Linked DNA regions of Mus musculus: region 1 is linked to region 2. A link is a loop called in an ENCODE intact Hi-C map of the cell type or tissue named here. Cell type or tissue: left cerebral cortex. All regions are shown on one strand. Links, peaks and the distances in the headings refer to the core of each region. The heading gives the core; the rest is flanking DNA.

Region 1 (2,919 bases), core at 148-2,647, 620 kb before region 2:
AGAATATTCAGGCAGGGTTTAAGGATCAAAGAATATTCCTTCAAGAGTTCTAAGCAAAATTCCCACAGTAAAGAACAAGAAATAGGAAGGAAAGGGAAGTCATCTTGGTCAGGTGGTGGGGAGAAGTTGGGAGAGACTTGTCAGAGGGACAAGAACGCTGAAGATGAGGCAAACAGCAGCAAACGCTAAGCGTTCACAGAGCTTTAGAGAAAGAGCTTGCATTTGGTAAGTAAGCAATAGAGGCTTTTTGCTAGGTCTTTTTGAAGTTATAATTTATACTATAATGAGTCTAAGTGAAGAAACAAATTAAACTTTATAACCCCCAAATGTGTGATAAAAGATTTTAAACATTTGTGGCAGGGTAAATAGTAACATCTCTCTCCATAAATGTTTTTTTTAAATTTATTTCAGGACTGTAACTTAAGAATGGAAAATAAGGCATGATGGAGAGGGCACAATTGATGCAGTCCAACACAGAAAGTCAATTCCTTTCTCAGAAGCAAAGGACAGATTCCATTTATAAAAAGGTTAAGAGTAAATTTTAGTAGACCTGTCTATACAAGCAGAATTTATCACATCTATTATCAATTGAAAATATTACAATAGAATTAAAAAGCTCAATTAGCCAAAAACACAAGAGTGTATCTATCAAGCATGTAACCAATGGAACAGAGTATGTTGACAGTGGCAGGCTGGCATAAGGCCAGCCAATAACAAGTTTCAGCATATGAAACTGTGTTATTTCTGGATCCTAGCAGCAATATTTCAGCGTCTTCCCTCACACACACAAAAAAATATTAAAGTAAAACAAAGCTTCCCCCAAAAGCCTCAATTTCAAAAGATCAAATTTTTAAAAACAAAAATAAGTATATTTAAAATATGTTACTGCCAAAACCCGAACCGCAGGAAGAACTGATAATGGCCGGCCATTATCGCCAATGGCTGGTACCAAACAGCCAAAACCCGAAATGTTGATGCGAAAGAAGTTCCTTTCAGGCAATGGCCAGCTATTCTCATTAATTTCCAAGCTCCGGTGGCAAAAGATCATTTCTGAAGATTGTCTGTGTCTTTGCGTATATGCAGTACACTCTTGGCGATCAGTGAACACGTCGTGAATGGAAACGAAACTGTAGGCGAGCTTCTGCGTGTTGCTCACTCAACACCTCCTCCATTCACACGAACCGTTCCACTCCTCAGTCAGTTTGGCTTCTAAAACTGGAAAGCAAAAGTAATGGGAAGTAACTTTTTAGCTAGCGGAGCTTAGCCATCCCGGATAATGGCCTGCTAAACAGAGCTTCTGCCGCTGCCACATCTGTATTTCGGGTTTTGGGCACTCGGTGCCAGCCATTATCAGTTCAGCCCACAATTCAGGTTTTGGCACGCTCCAGAGTCAACATCCATGGAAAAATCCATTTAAGAATGGAAACAAATCCTGTCTAGCTTACCTCAGTTAGTTCTTCTATGGTAGCTCCTCCAGACTTTTTAGCAACTTTCTCTTCTATTGTAGGTGGAGGTGCAGGCTTTAGGTTTGGTGGTAAAGGAACACCAGCCTTAGCACACATGGCAGCTGCATTAGCTTTGGCTATTTCAAGTAATTGAGCCTTATCTGTAAGAGGAAAAACACAGGAAGCAGTTTTCCTAAAAGCTACAAACATTTGTTTTTAGTTCTGTCAACAGTATGACATACAGTAAAATCAAAGGCAGCAGTATTCAGGTGGATGGGTCCTTTTCAACAATTAACACTATGTTTCCAATTCAAATATACACAATAGCTTACTGTGAATCTATGATGATCAACTAACCACAAATTATAAGGCACAAGTCTTCCAAAAGCAGTGTATTTCCTAAAATTAGCATGACCATTTCATACTAGGTATGCAGTTCAGTTGAAGAATGCGTACCAAACATGTACAGACCCAGCCCTGGGTTCAAGCCTCAGCATTCTATAAAATGCTCTTGGAAAGCTATTATCCCTAGCACTTGGGAGGTGGAAGCAGAAGTATAACAAGTTTAAGGTCAACCTCAACTCCAAAATGGGCTATAAAAGCTAGTCTGACTATCTTGGACAAACCTCATTACAATCTGAAAACAACTTAATCCCTTGTTAAGCCCCAAGTGTCATCTCTTTCAACAAGCCTTTCACTGAGTAAGAATTAACATTCCTCTCCATTGTGCAAATGTGCCCCCTACACTATTACTAAGGCAATTACCATAGTTTACTCTTCTAAGTATTGTCCTTTGGTAAAAGGAAGGCATCCTACCAACTTCCTTCACGAACTTAAAAATCAGTAAGAATTAACTACTGTTTCTCTGTTCTGAAAAAAAGAGAAAAAAGAGAAAACTCTTGCTAAACTGAATACAAATTCTACTAGCTTCACTTTCTTTACAAACCAAGACTGTCCTATCTATTGGAAACAAGATAAATTACCCAGCAGTTTTAATAAGAAAAAAACATTTATTTTTATAGACAACAGATTATCACTTCATTGAAAAGGCTGCATCATTCATTCAGTTAACTAACTCCCCAGATACAAAATGTCTGAATCAATACCTACCAAGCCATTTAACAATCTTAGACGCCGCCTTAAGACGTGCTAGCTAAAGTCAAGCATGACGGCTCAGTCTGAAATCCCTGCCATCAGGGATCGGAGGAACGAAAATAACCACTTTGGGCTGGCTACACAGTTAAGTTCCAGGCCAACATGAACTATAGACTAAGGCCCTGTCTCAGAAAGAAAGAAAAGCAGGAAGGCAGGCAGACAAATGGAAAGAAAAGAAAAAGAGGCCCTCCATAAAAATTACTAAGTGAGAATTCTGCTTATTTGCAAAACCATGTGTTGAAATGAAATATATGCAACACACAATGATCTGACTTGTAACAGGGTTTCTCCATCTACTTTTTTAAATTAAGGCAAAAAT
Region 2 (2,919 bases), core at 276-2,775:
AAACCAAGGTCTTGAAGAGGGATTTGTGTGCTCATCTTCCCAGCACTCCCTGCAGCTAGCACACAGGTGAGCAGCTGGATAGGACGTGTGTGCACACGCAGTGCCCTAGTGAAGCTTGGGAAGGAAAGTCTGACAGCCTGCCTGTCATTGACTAGATCTGGGGACATCACACCTAAGCAACTGATTGTCAACAAATGCACAAACTGCTACTGCCTACCAGGTATAGATTTACCGCTTATGAAAGGATGTATGTGAGGAGCAATGGGAGTGAGTGGCTGATGGTCACACAGTGTATGGGTGTGTTTAACACTAAGTAGACACTCAGAAAAGAGAGAGAGAGAGAGAGAGAGAGAGAGAGAGAGAGAGTGTGTGTGTGTGTGTGTGTGTGTTTATGTCTGCGTGCACGCGTGCTGTAAGGGGAGGTCAGAGGACAGCCTGCAGGAGGCGCTTCCTGCCTTCCACTAGATGGGTAGTGGGCATGAAACTCAGGCCAGCAGGCTTGCAAGACACTTCTATCTGTTGAGCCATCTTCATATGCTATAGTTCAAGTTTATTTTATTTTACCACAGTAATAAACTGCAAGTAGTGACCCACGAGCTTTAAAATATCTATAGGCTCATTCACCCTTTGAGTGCATTAGATCTGTTTTCAGTCTGAGAGGCCACCGGACTTGGAGGAGGGAATAGGTAGAGTGGGGCTGGCAAGTTGGTTCAGTAATTAAAAAGTTGCCAAGCCTGACTACCTTAGTTCAGCTCCCAGAAATCCACCACCCGAAGGAGAGAATTGATTCCTGAAGGTTGTCATTTGACTTCTACACGTATGCTGTGGGACCATGTGATCATCAAACATATAAAAAATAAATATGAAAATAATCTTTCAAATAAAAAGGTACTTTAAAAAAAAACAGCTCTTGCTCTTTTCTTGCTGCCTTGCTCTTCCCTCCCCGCTTCTCTCCCCCCGCTTCCCTTCCCCTCTCTCTCCACACGCTCATGGCTCATGGCCTCTCTAGTTCACTCCTTCTCCCCCCCCCTTCTTTCTGCCTCTGCAACTCTCTTAACTCCCCTCCCCATGCCCTGAATAAACTCTATTCTATACTAAAAAATAACATAAAATAAAAAGGTGCTTTACCTAGTCATGGGACTAAACTAATTTGTAAAGCCTTAGGCTTCACATGCACTTAACAGGGAAGTTGGTAACTAGCAAGGTAAGGCTGCACTTTAAAGAACAACAGCCTGACAAATCAGAAAGAGGATGGTCTGAGATTTCCTAGCCCAGGACTGCTATGTGTAGGAAGGGCACTGCCTGAGGAGGAGGACACGCTAACAGCGTGGGACGGTGATCCACTGAGGAAACAGATGGTCTTTCCTTTTAGAAGGAAGTTTTGCTCTTCTCTTTAAGTTGTACTCATTGCACCCAGGAAAAGCATTATCAAGGTCAGTGGGTCAAGGTCAAAGCAAGTAATAGCAGAGATTAAGTTAATTGGAAGTGTTACAGACCTAGAACAGTTTATTACAAAGATACACACTCATAGTGGGAATGTATTCTTAAGTCAGCCTTCAACTCAGACTGGAACTGATATTGAGAACTCTGTCTACATGTTAGAATGTGGCCATTCCAGGGCTTCCTCCCAGTCAATAGTCCTAGTGTTCTATAATCTATAATGTGTCTCTGTCTCACTCTGGGCTCACAGATCTATCAGGTTTGTTGTGCTTTGTGGTACATACTTAAATGTTGAGTTGTGACAGGGTCAGGCTCATACAGTGTAGATGCAATTGTTGGGGTCTCTTCATCCTGATGATAGATGAAAAGTCGTATTGGTACAGTCATTCAACCACCAAATATTTAGCTCTCAACAGAAGACTGTCATAAATGGGTGTAGTGTTTAGTCCAGGGCAGGTGTAAAGTAGATGAGTTAAAAGCGTGTGAGCAGCAATGCAGAGGTGGCTCACCAGTTGAGAGCACTTTCTATTCTTAGAGAGGATCTGAGTTCAGTTTCTAGCACTTGCATGGGTGACTTAAAACAGCCTGTAACTTCAGCTCCAGGGGAGCTGCACACATGTGCACACATCCACATGCAGTCCTGCACACCTGCACACATGTGCACACATCCACATGCAGTCCTGCACACCTGTACACATGTGCACACCTACACACATGTGCACACATCCACATGAAGTCCTGCACACCTGCACACATGTGCACACATCCACATGCAGTCCTGCACACCTGTACACATGTGCACACATCCACATGCAGTCCTGCACACCTGCACACATGTGCACACATCCACATGCAGTCCTGCACACCTGCACAGGATTACCTAGTGAGATTTTGATACATTTACTAAATTTTTTACAAAGTTAACCAAAATGTCATTTTATCCCTGTTTTCTCTGTATTACCCTTACCTAGTCCTATCTTCTGTGCTATTTCATATTCATGGTTGAGGTTTTTAAGTACTAGAAATGAAGTCAGTTTTAGTGGACTGAGTTCAAGATTTAATAAGCAGTGCCTTGATAGTTTGTGACTTTCTACTTTAAGTATATTTTAATTGATCTTTTCAAAACTGCAGGTGACCAGCCTCTGGACAAAACGTGTCATGCTAAGGACACAAACCCAGAAGATGGAGTTGTCATCAGCGAGCACGGTGAGGATGAAATGGACATGGAGAGCGAGAAGGAGGAGGAGAAGCCCAAGGCCGGGGGCGCCTTCTCCAATGCTCTGTCTTCCCTGAACGTGCTCCGCCCAGGTGAGTGCTTACAGGATGATGGCCTGGATCCTGGCCCTTAGGGCATTGCAACAGAGTGATGCTTGTAATGAGGACGTCTTTGTAAGGCATGTTGTTTCTATATTTGCAAATGTAGAAAATACAAGGACCAAAAGTTTAGTTTTCCAAAGTTTCTTATTACTTAGAAAATAC

Evidence for each region. A loop is a pair of places that touch in the nucleus more often than their neighbours do. Peaks named below come from ENCODE experiments on the same cell type or tissue, not always from the same donor. Only the 100,000 strongest peaks of a DNase experiment are listed, where the experiment ranks them.
Region 1: a loop joins it to region 2, with 3 times the contacts of the local background. A loop is called at or near these places in 6 of 42 quality-filtered maps.

The regions. Positions count from the first base shown.
Region 1 is chr16:91,660,788-91,663,706 of GRCm38, reverse strand. Son (Son DNA binding protein) reads right to left here. Exons shown (of 12, transcript NM_178880.4): 4 at 1,446-1,606. Among named protein-coding and RNA genes, the nearest start is that of Gm36712, 10 kb to the right of the region's middle. In left cerebral cortex, for the core only: no CTCF peak of the experiment used is centred there; a DNase peak (open chromatin) is centred at 1,168.
Region 2 is chr16:91,037,071-91,039,989 of GRCm38, reverse strand. It overlaps Paxbp1 (PAX3 and PAX7 binding protein 1), which reads left to right. Exons shown (of 18, transcript NM_026110.2): 3 at 2,572-2,748. Among named protein-coding and RNA genes, the nearest start is that of Paxbp1, 5.8 kb to the left of the region's middle. In left cerebral cortex, for the core only: no CTCF peak of the experiment used is centred there; a DNase peak (open chromatin) is centred at 1,361.